Linked DNA regions of Homo sapiens: region 2 is linked to region 1. A link is an interaction called in ENCODE POLR2A ChIA-PET data of the cell type or tissue named here. Cell type or tissue: K562. All regions are shown on one strand. Links, peaks and the distances in the headings refer to the core of each region. The heading gives the core; the rest is flanking DNA.

Region 1 (5,371 bases), core at 1-5,000:
TTTTTATAGATGGGGAAACTGAGGCTCCAGAGGGAGAGCGATCTGACCAGGTATGCACATCAAGTTAGTGGTGGAGCTAGGAATGGTGCCTGTAGTTTCCTGACTCTCTGACCAGTGCCCTTTGCACTCCACCAAGCTGCTGTTACAGCCCACATCATCCTCCCCTACCCCAAGTCTCCAAGCCTCTTTTAGGACTCCCAGTCTTGCTTGCTGTGTCAATCAATCAACAACATTGCTTGGAGGATCTACTACTATGTGCAAGCCACTGTCCTGTATTAGCTCCATCCAGATGCCACATTTCTGTTCCTAGACAGCCAGTTCTCTCCTCACTTATTCACTTTTTTTTTTTTTTTTGACTGTCTAACTGGCTGAAGACTCAATGTTTTCTAACAGGCCACTCTGGCTTGAAGCCAGGGCTGCTGGAGACCACACACTCTGAGGAGCACTTTTGTCTGATGTAAACATGAGGAGCTGAGGAGACTGTGTCCTGGACCACCAGAGGATCCCTGGGACAGGGAGGGACACTTGTGCACTTACCCCATTACTTGGCAGTGCAGTCCAGCCCAGCTCGGCCTGGGAGGCTTTGGAATCCAGGAGGATAACTAAGGAGAGGGGAAGACAGAAATATCAGAAATCGAGAAGGTCAGTTTAGCAAGAGAGTGGAATCCTTTGGTGAAGTCCCTGTAAATTTGCTGAGAGAATGCAATATGTGACAAATGATATGGGCAAGTTTTTCCCACTCCATACATCCCCAGGAGGGGTGTGAATAGCTCAAATCCAGAGAGAGGTAGCCACAGTCAGTAGGGAAGGAGCTTGTATTCAGTTCCTGGGGCTGCTGTAACATATTACCACAAATTTAGTGGCTTAAAACAACACAATATTTTTCTGTTACAGTTCTGGAGGTCAGAAGCCCAAAGCCACTTTCACTGGTCTAGAGTCAAGGTGTCAGCAGGACTGTTTTCTTTTGGAGGCTCTGAGGGGAGAACTCATGTCCTTACCATCTTCAGCGTCTGGTGGCCGCCTGTAGTCCCTAGCTTGTGGTCCCCTCCTCCATCTTCAAATCACATCACTTTAATCTCTGCCTCAGTCATCACACTGCCTCCTCCTCTGACTCTGGCTCCTCCTGCACCCCTCATACAAGGACCATTGTGATTATTGGGCCCATCCAGATAATCTAAAACAACCTCTCCATCTCAAAAGATCACTAATCACATATGCAAAGTCCTTTTTGTCAATTAAGCTAACATTCACGGTTCTAGGGATTAGGACATTGACATATTGGGGGTGGGGGTCATCATTCAGCCTTCTACAGGGTCCATGGCAAATACTCTAAGGTTGGCTCTCAGATTGGGGGTGGGAGTCAGTGACTCTCCCCAGCCTTCTTAGGTTCCCAAAATTATAGCTAAGAGTCAATTAGAGAGAGAGAGAGAGAGAAAGTGAGTAGTGAATGTATCAGGGGATTCCTGTATATACCCCCCAATCCACTCCTACTCAGGGGCTTTTCTGAGGTCGGTGGTCCCCAGGCATGAAGACTTGAACATTTTTAGACTGACTCCCGGGCCTCTGAGAAAACAATGTGGAGAGATACTGCTAACAACTGGAGAAATAAAATCTCTCTTCTCCTCAGCCAGCCCTTTTCCCAGGGGCTGTCACTTCCACTGCTTTTGAAAGAATGTCTGGGGTTCTTTTATGTATACATCTATGACCCTTCCTACCAGAGAAGCTTGAAGTCCCTTTATTCCCCCAGGAGGCATCGGATCAGCAGCCTGCAACCTCTCAGCATGGATCACAGAAAATGGTTTGGACAGCAGAGTCCGCAGACCAGAGACAGGAGGTCAGGACACCCCGGAGTCTTGGGAGATTACCCTCTGGAGCTTAAACCAGGGGGTGGGCCACCAAGGTGAGGGCCTCTCCAGAGGCGTCAGCGACTGTGGGCAGGACCGCCGACGGCTTTCCGAGATCCGCGCAACTGACAGCACATCGGAATCGCGAACTGGAAGGCATCAGCCATCCAGGGCCCAGACCAACCCCGCGGTCAACGCCTCAGATTCCAGCTCCTCCGGATTCTGCACCTAGATATGACGCCTCTGGATTCAACTGAGCGTATAGCTCCCCTAAATGCACAATCAGAGGCAAGACGCGGGCTCCAGTATCGCCGACAGCCTCAAACCCGGCAACGCGGAGCGCGCCCGGCAGACTACGCTCAGAATTCAGCACTGCGGACAGTTCCATGATCAGCACGTCGGGCAGCGCCCGGATCCAGCCCCCTCGACCAGCATTCCACCTTCTGTTGGCCACACTGTGGTCTCCTAGCCCCTGTAGTCCGGGCTCCATCCCGTCTCCCCATATTCCGAGCTCACCTCCGCATCTCCCTGTCTCCACTCTTCATCTCCCCGCCCCCGCACCTCCCACCTCCAATCACTCAGCTTGTCCGTCTCACCGGCCGCTGGACCGCCGCCTCTGGCTCCCGCGGTTCCTGGCCTCTTTCTTTCCCAACCTCCCGGGTCTCCAGCCCCCAAGCTCCTCAGCGCCCCTCTCTTCGCTACTGCTTGATCACATTTTTCTCTGTCTCTCCAGTTCTTTGCTGCCTGCTTGCTTCAAGCCCCAATACAGACTCTAGTCTCTCCAATGACTCCTTCCCCCAGAACCCCCATCGCCAGCCCCCTATCTTTTGGTATGCCACGCTCCGAGCAGAGCTCACCAGTCTTCTCACCTTCCTCGGCGGTCCCAGGCCGCCAGGGTCCCAAAAGCAGCGCGAGACAGAGCTGCATCCGGCAGAGGAAGAGGCGCAGCGGGTGTGGACCGGCGCAGGTCTCCATGGTCCGCAGACCGAGCTGTCAGTCCGGCGGCGGCTCAAGCCGCGCCAGCCTAGCACCGCTGAGCAATGCCCCCAGACCCCAGAGCCAGCGGGGGGCGGAGTCTCACCGCTCACCATCATCCATGGGAACCAATCACTAGGCACCGCCGCGGGATGCCAACCAATCCCCGCCAGCAGAGGGTGGGAAGGTGGAGTTTCATAGGCCAGGGGCGGAACACCCAACTGGTGGGGAAAGGAAGGGGTCCTGCAGATCTCCAAACCGTGGGGGGTGGGGCAGCTGTGGGAGCTGGCAGGGCTTCTGCGAGAGGGGAATGAGCTGGCATCGGTGGCCCAGAGCGCTAAACCTTAGCTCCTCATTCCTGAGAAGTAGGCAGGCAAGGTGGGCTTGGCTTAAGGAGGGGCGACCCTCGGGGAGGCAGCAACACTTGCAGCCTCTGAGCTAGTCTGAAAGCTCCCTTGTTCCCAGGACTTGCGGGGTTTTGAAGCTTTATGTCCTGACCCCAAGCTCTGGGGAGCTCTCCTGTCTCCCTGCCCTAGGTCTGTTCCTGTGTCTGAGGCTCCCGGTGTCTCCTAGCTCATCCCCCCCTTTCTCTTCCCGCCCTCATCACACACACACACACACACACACACACACACACACACACACACACACAGCGGCAGGAAGGAGGGGCCGAACGATCCCGGGAGCTGCTCGGGAAAGGAGAGCAAAGTGAGGGACGGGGTCCTGCCCTACCAACGCGCTTCCGAGGCTGGGAAACCATGTGGACGCTGGGATGGGGGCGGTGGCGGTTTTGCATGAACGATCGGTTCCTCAGGTTCTTGCTCCTGCTGTCAAGATACAAGCAGCACACCTCACAACCACCCATGCCCTCAGTCTGCTCAGAGTCGGGGGTTCCCCTCTTTGATCACCCCACTCCGCCCACCCCAGGGGACTGGTGAACAGCACAGAGGCCAGGAATCGGAGACATCTGCGAGAGAGGCGGAGCAATCCTGGCAGAGTTCAGCCGGCGCTGAAGAAGCCGCAAGAAAACGTGGAACAAGACCTCTGTCTAGTGAAGGTCATTTATGTGCAAGCTGAGGGTTTAACACTTTGGTGGTGGGAAGGGTTGGGGCCCTCCAGGACGAGGGAGGCGGCTACTGAGCGCCACCATCTGGGCTGAACTTGAGGGGAGAAAGCTCCACCCACCTCGTGGCTTTTCCGAGCTCTTTTCTTGGGGGACCCACCCCCTCTCTATTTGGAAGCGAATATAGCCTGAGAAACCTCGAGAGTGAGTGTGAGTCCTGTGACTACTTGGCCCCTGCGGTCTGAGTGTCTGTGCTTTTGCATATATGTATCCCTCACCCCTCTACCCAGCCCTCACTGGGCGCCATGCTCTGTGCTGCGGATGCCCTGGTGAACCACGCTGTCTCTGCCAGAGTCCATACCTCTTTGAACGCCGAGTGTAAGGAGGATTCCTGGCATCGTAGATCACTGGCCATTTACAACCCGCTTTCATGTGCCATTTCTGCGTGTGTGCTTGTGTATATGTGCGAGTAAATGCACACGTGCCCACTCAGACATACTTGCTGGACAGTAGCAATAGGAGGAGTAGGTGGGAGGAATTGGTCTTCTTTACCTGCAGAAAGAAAGGTCATCAGGAGAGGCTGTGGCTTGGACACCACAGGAGACAAGCCCCCTGAGGAAGCAGAAGGAGGTGTGGCATCCCTCCAGTCCTTGGATGCAGGCGGGACTTCTAAAACCAGACCTACCTGAGGAAGGGTTCTCACACTGCCACCTCCTTTCCATCTTCATTCTCCTCACGCTCGATTTCTCCCCTCCCCCTGCCTCCACCTCTGGGAGATGGTATTTTTAGAAGCTGCTTAGAGACCCAGGACTCCTTTCATTTCAAAATGAGTCCTCACTCCACCACCCCTCACTCCTCTTTAAAACCGGGTTCCATCCCCTTAGCAGGCTCTAAGGCACCAATCATGGCTTCTTACTGAAGCTCCAGGGACTTCAGCCCAGAGGTTCTGACCCTCGGTGCTAAAACAAAATACAGACTTCCTCTGAACCTGACAAGGATCTTTCAGAAACCAAACAGATGGGGGAAATTATCTGGGGAAATCTACATAGGATGCTCTGGCAAATACCTGACTGTTGGAGTCTGGTTTCTACCCTCTTCCACCACACACACCTTCACGCATCTGGGGGAAATTTCCAGACAGAGACCCTAGGAATAGGGGGAAAGAAGAGGAAAAAAAAGGAGTGAAATAATCCTTCCCTTTCTTCCTCTGAGCAATTCATTTACAATAAAACCAGAATGGAGAAGCCCCAGTGAATGCAGATATATGCAAATCAGCTGGATGTTAATAAGAGTTGCTCTAAGGCGGACCCCACTCTACCAGGAAGCCGCAGAACTGAAAGCTCAGTAAAGAAATTCCGGAGGGCCTTAGAAGGAAACCAACCCATTGTTTATCTCGACCTTTAAGTGCTGGGGGCCAGTTAACTAATGGAAGGGGTTAGGTTCCTCCCAGGAATAGCAATGGGGACTAGTGAAATTGGGGGTGGGGACA
Region 2 (5,371 bases), core at 164-5,163, 690 kb after region 1:
ATCGAAAAAGACAAAGGAAAAGCAGGCAGCCAGCAGGCACTCTGTCCCTGAGCCTGCCCCTCAGTTTCCACAGCCCAGCTTCTGCATGGAGCCCACCCTAACTGGGGGGCGGCTTCTTGCCTAAAGCATTCCCTGTGGACTTGGAGCTTTAACAAGATCAAAGAATATTCACATCCATTTTCTTATTTGATCACATTCTTAGCAGGCCAGTGACATTGGCTCCATTTCACAGCTAGGGATCCGAAGCTCAGAGAAGTGAAAAGGTCTGCCCAGTGTCATGGTCACATAGCTGGTAAGTAACAAAAACCTAGCTTTCAACTCAGGACTCGTGAATCTTAATCCAGGACTTAAGTGCCTGTACTTTCTACAGAACGTCCATTTAAAAAAAGAAAAAAAAAAAAGGACCTACTTTTTTTCTTTAGCCATTCATTAGCAGTCAAAAGTAGGAGCTAGGTGGATGCGTGGAGAGGGGAAAGGGAAGAATATGAAAGAACTCTACAGGAGGATCACAGCTCCACAAAACCTCCCAGTGGGCCCGGACCAAGGTGCCTGGGTCTGCTGGACATGTTTAGGATGCTTGACCTCTGCCGGCCTTTTGAGCTCAAGAAGTCTTGCTTTGTGCCAAGTGACCCCACCACATTCCGTTACAGCCAATTGGCCTAAGGCAGCCCCTGAACCATCAAGGGCAGCTGGTCCACAGGTCAGCCACAAAAGATGACCAGGACCAGATCCCCTCTGTATCAAGAATTTGAACAGGGCTGGGCGTGGTGGCTCACGCCTGTAATCCCAGCACTTTGAGAGGCTGAGGCCAGCCAATCACGTGAAATCAGGAGTTCAAGACCATCCTGGCTAACACGGTGAAACCCTGTCTCTATTAAAAATACACAAAATTAGCTGGGCATGGTGGTGGGCACCTGTAGTCCCAGCTACTTGGGAGGCTGAGGCAGGAGAATTGCTAGAACCCAGGAGGCAGAGGCTGCAGTGAGCCGAGATCGTGCCACTACACTCTGGCCTAGGTGGCAGAGTGAAATTCCATCTTGGGGGAAAAGAAAAAAAAAGAATTTGAACAAGAAACAAAGAGAGAGGCTGCCATTGCTAGCAGGAACATGGTGCACAGCTGGGTGTGTTCACTTCCTGGGGCAGCCAGGACACATGAGCACACATTGGGTGCCTTAGAACAAGACAAACATCTTCTCTCATAGTTCTGGAGGCTGGAAGTTCAAAACCAAGGTGCAGTGGGGCTGTGCTCCCTCTGAAGGCCCTAGGGAAGACGCTTTCCTTGCCTCCTGGCCTCTGGAGTCTGCTGGCAATGCTTGGTGTTCCTTGGCTTGTGACAGCATCATTCCATTACCTGCCTCCAGCCTCATGTGACCATCTTCCCTCTGTGTCTTTTCATATAAGGACACCAGTGATAGGATTTAGGGGCCACGCAAATGCAGTATGACCTCATTTTAGATTGATTAACTCTGCCAAGACCCTATGTCTGAATAAGTTGATATTCATAGGTACTGAGAGTAAGGACTTCAACATATCTTTCTGGAAACACAATTCAAGCCACAACCCTGGGCCACAATAGTACAGTAGAGAAGGCCCACGGACAGCTGCCTCTGAGGCCCCCAGATCTCCCTTCAACTTAAAACTCCCTGCAGCTCCGGCCTCAGGGAAGCTGAGCTGTCAGCCACGGGTCCCTAGGAGAGCCCTACTTTTGAATCCCCAGGTACCGCTGAGGGTCTCCTTCCAATGCTCCCCGTGCTTCTTTCTGATGGTTTGACAGGGGTTATTCCTTGCAAACAAAACAGACCAAAAATAAAGCTAAGTTTAATGTTTATTTTTCTGCCATAAATTTGCTTAATTCTATAATTTAAAAGCACTAAGATGCTTCAGAGGCTCCTTTTGTTGGAAAGTAGAATATTTCTCCCATGTGCTGGCCCAGCCTAGTCACTGGGATTTTTTTTTTTTTTTTTTTTTTTTTTGCTGAAACAGCCACCTCCTGTCACCAGGATAAACAGAGACACCCCAAGGAAACCTGAATTAGAATCACTGGTGCATTCCTAAGAGGACCTTGGTTAGACCCCAAAGAAATCAGACTAGGACACAACATTCTTTTAGCAAGCTATGAAAAAGCTGCCTCCAGAGAGGCCAGCCTGCCTGAGTCATCACTGTGTGGGAAGGACTGGAGCCAGCTGTCCCGCTGGCGGGGGTCTGAATTTCTCTGCAAAGTCACACTTCAAGAGAGTCACACAGTCCCAAGTTGACAGCTGAGGTGGGAATGGCAGCTCTACTCTTTCACCCTTCCCTCTCCTCCCTAGTCATCCTCCATCCTTTCAGGCTGAGAGCTCTCCCATGCCAATCCACACACTCCTCTATTCATGGTGAAATGCTCCCCTCCCCCAGGCAGGGGCCCTAGAGACGGTGCTGGTTGTAAATATCCTGACTGTGTGCAAGGAGAGGAGACAGGAGGTCCTTGCACTCTGAAATGATCAGCTTCCATGACTGTAATTATATAAATTACATCTAAAATTTCCTATAAATTCCATATGTAATCCTACAAATTCAGTGTGTTTCTATCAAGAAGATTGGTATATTTGTGTGAGAGAGAGTGTGTGTAGAGAGGATTAGAGAGAGGATAGGGGGATCCAGTGGTTTAGAGGCTCACGAAAACCCTCTATCTGGCCCCTCCCTGACTTCATGAAGCCCTTACAGACTCACTGAGCAAGCAACCCCTACATCCTGGAAAAATTTCAGATCCAATGCTACGGCAATCACTGCCTATTCCCCTTGTATGACATGAGCTCTGTACTTCTGTGGGCAAAACATACAAATCACAGTGCTTCCCCTTTACAAGTGAAGCACGCACAAGGAGCACAGGGAAGTCTGGAAAGCGGGTGGGGCTGGGGGTTGTCAAGCCTGATTCCTGATCCTTCCATGTACTTTTAGGACCCTGCTAACCCTCAGTGTGCCCTCGGCATCTCTGCCCCCCTTTAGGAGGTCTCATCCTGACCTCAGGGAGGAGGAACTTCAACTCTAGCCAATTCTTGGCTAGATGGAATTCTTTGTGATGCAGCACCAACATCGCCATGTTAGTCAGACCTTGACTTTGTTTCCCAGTTTCTGGCTGAGCTGATGCCCTGCTCCCTCGGCTTTCGGGGTTTTTTTTGTTTGTTTGTTTTTCTGGAGTCCTATCTACTACCACAAAACTCTTAGACTGGAGTCCAGCTTGTTTTTTTGTGCGTGTTGCTTTGTTATTGTTTTTTGAGATGGAGTCTCTCTCTGTTACCAAGGCTGGGTGCAATGGTGCGATCTTGGCTCACTGCAACCTCCGCCTACTGGGTTCAAGCAATTCTGTCTCAGCCTCCAAGTAGCTGGGACTACAGGCGCCCGCCACCACGCTGGATAATTTTTGTATTTTTAGTAGAGACGGGGTTTCACCATATTGGCCAGGCTCTTCTCGAACTCCTGACCTTGTGATCACTCACCTCGGCCTCCCAAAGTGCTGTGATCACAGGCGTGAGCCACCGCGCCCGGCCGAGTCCAGCTTGTTTTTACCACGCTACTCTGTCTCCCAGGGACTGTGGTCCCAGGTTAATTCAGATCAGAGGCTGAGACTTTGACAGCTGCCATAGCCCTCTCTTCCACCTGCAGAGTGTATCAGGCAGGGTGAAGGGGAGGGGTGGCTACTCAGGTTCTCCCTCCTTGCCCTTCTCCATCTGCCAGTCCCTCTACGGTGACCCAGCATATGCCCTGCTGTATTCCAAGACAAAACAGATTTCACAATATGTGGCCGGCACAAAGGTGAGTTGTCCTTGCTACTGTCTCAGGCCTTTCCCTCAAGATAATCCAGCCCTGAACACTCAGCAAACAACTGGTTGTCAGAATGTTTCCCAGGGTGGGAATGACCAGAGAACCCCATGCTGTTAGTCCAAGGTTTCTGGACCTAGAAGGGCCCTTAAAATCAGCCAGCCGGATACACCATTTTACAGATGAGAAAACAGAGGTCCCCAACTCTAGACCAAGAAGAAGGTAAGATCAGCGGCAGACACATATTCATCAACTGCATGCGTCGAGGGCTACTGTAGACCGAGCATTACAGATACAGCCTCTGCTTTTGGAGGCACAGTGTCCAGAGTAGGACAGAGCAGACACACAAGTGCAATCCACCAAGGAAGTGCTGTGATGGGGATGATTTGGAGACACGCTGTCCAGAGGAGGACAGAGCAGACACGCGGGTTCAATCCAACAGGGAAGTGCTGGGATAGGGATGGCACATGATGGACATGAGAGCCAGAACACAGGCTTCCAACCCCGAGGAGCAGGGAAGGTTGACTGGGGGCCAAGAAAATGTGGTCTGCATCCTCAAGACAATATTTGCTCAGCATAAGGTGCGAATCTAGTGTTTTTCACCTTTTCATTTCCAGTGCTAAACCAAAGACATCTATGGTGGCAGACTGAACCAGAGAATTCGTTATGAAAACTGCATGTTGCATGGTCTGAGCTTGATGGCTTATAAATGGGAAACAACCACTGCCTTCAAACATGCTCCTCCCTGCCCCGCCATGCCATCTTGGGGAGAACTCAGAGCTTTCTTCTCACTTGCAGTCATGAGAATGTTCTCTGTTGAGGTAGTTAAAACTTACTTCCATGTATTAAAAAGGCCAAAGTATCCAAATAAAAATTGCCCAAATTGAAACTTCTGTCTTGCATATGATTCAAAGCCACTTCACTTTGCCAGGCTCAGGACTCATCCCTGGGGCTGAGAAGGGGGTGTGGCCTACTGGACCAGGAGAAGGAGGCGTGGCCTACTGGACCAGGAGAAGAGGGCATGGCCTACTGGACAAGGAGAAGGGGGCATGGCCTACTGGACAAGGAAAGGGGGCGTGGCCTATTGGACAAGGAGAAAGGGATGTGGTCTATTGGACAAGGAGAAAGGGATGTGGTCTACTGGACAAGGAGAAAGGGATGTGGCCTACTGACATAGAGAAGAGGATGTGGCCTACGGGACATAGAGAACGGGGTGTCGCCTACTGACAGAGAAGGGAGTGTGGCCTACTGGACATAGAGAAGGGGGTGTGGCTTACTGGACATAGAGAAGGGGGTGTGGCCTACTCTTTCCTTGCTTTTCCCTTTTTTATCCTCATCCCACTGCTGTTCTTGGCTACTCTAGAATAGAGGCAAGAGAAGTAGGGATTATAAGGAAAGAGTGAGTCTTATCTTTAACTAGTCCTACAGTCCTCTCTTGGCCAATGCTGGTTAGCATTAATGCTCTTAATGTGACAGGCCTTCAAATGCTGGCTCTCTCACTGGGAAGTTTCTACTGGGACGTCCACCCTCCATGGTCTCCTGATATGAGCAATGTGCCCTCTGGCTGACCTCT

What was found. Peaks named below come from ENCODE experiments on the same cell type or tissue, not always from the same donor. Only the 100,000 strongest peaks of a DNase experiment are listed, where the experiment ranks them.
Region 2: POLR2A ChIA-PET joins it to region 1 with 6 read pairs; 1 of 35 experiments calls an interaction of 5 or more read pairs at or near these places.

The regions. Positions count from the first base shown.
Region 1 is chr1:37,762,248-37,767,618 of GRCh38, forward strand. It overlaps EPHA10 (EPH receptor A10), which reads right to left and starts at 2,873. Exons shown (of 17, transcript NM_001099439.2): 1 at 2,714-2,873; 2 at 538-602. The coding sequence starts at 2,819. It overlaps LOC105378650 (a long non-coding RNA gene), which reads right to left and starts at 5,069. Exons shown (of 3, transcript XR_947192.2): 1 at 4,949-5,069; 2 at 4,244-4,434; 3 at 3,482-3,646. In K562, for the core only: a CTCF peak has its summit at 3,970 (motif pointing left); DNase peaks (open chromatin) are centred at 2,254, 2,974 and 3,964; H3K27me3 peaks cover 3,156 bases.
Region 2 is chr1:38,449,576-38,454,946 of GRCh38, forward strand. The region is part of intron 2 of LOC105378657 (a long non-coding RNA gene); the gene reads right to left. Among named protein-coding and RNA genes, the nearest start is that of LINC01685, 23 kb to the right of the region's middle. RefSeq lists an enhancer at 2,972-3,473. In K562, for the core only: no CTCF peak of the experiment used is centred there; DNase peaks (open chromatin) are centred at 2,186 and 4,796; H3K27me3 peaks cover 3,674 bases.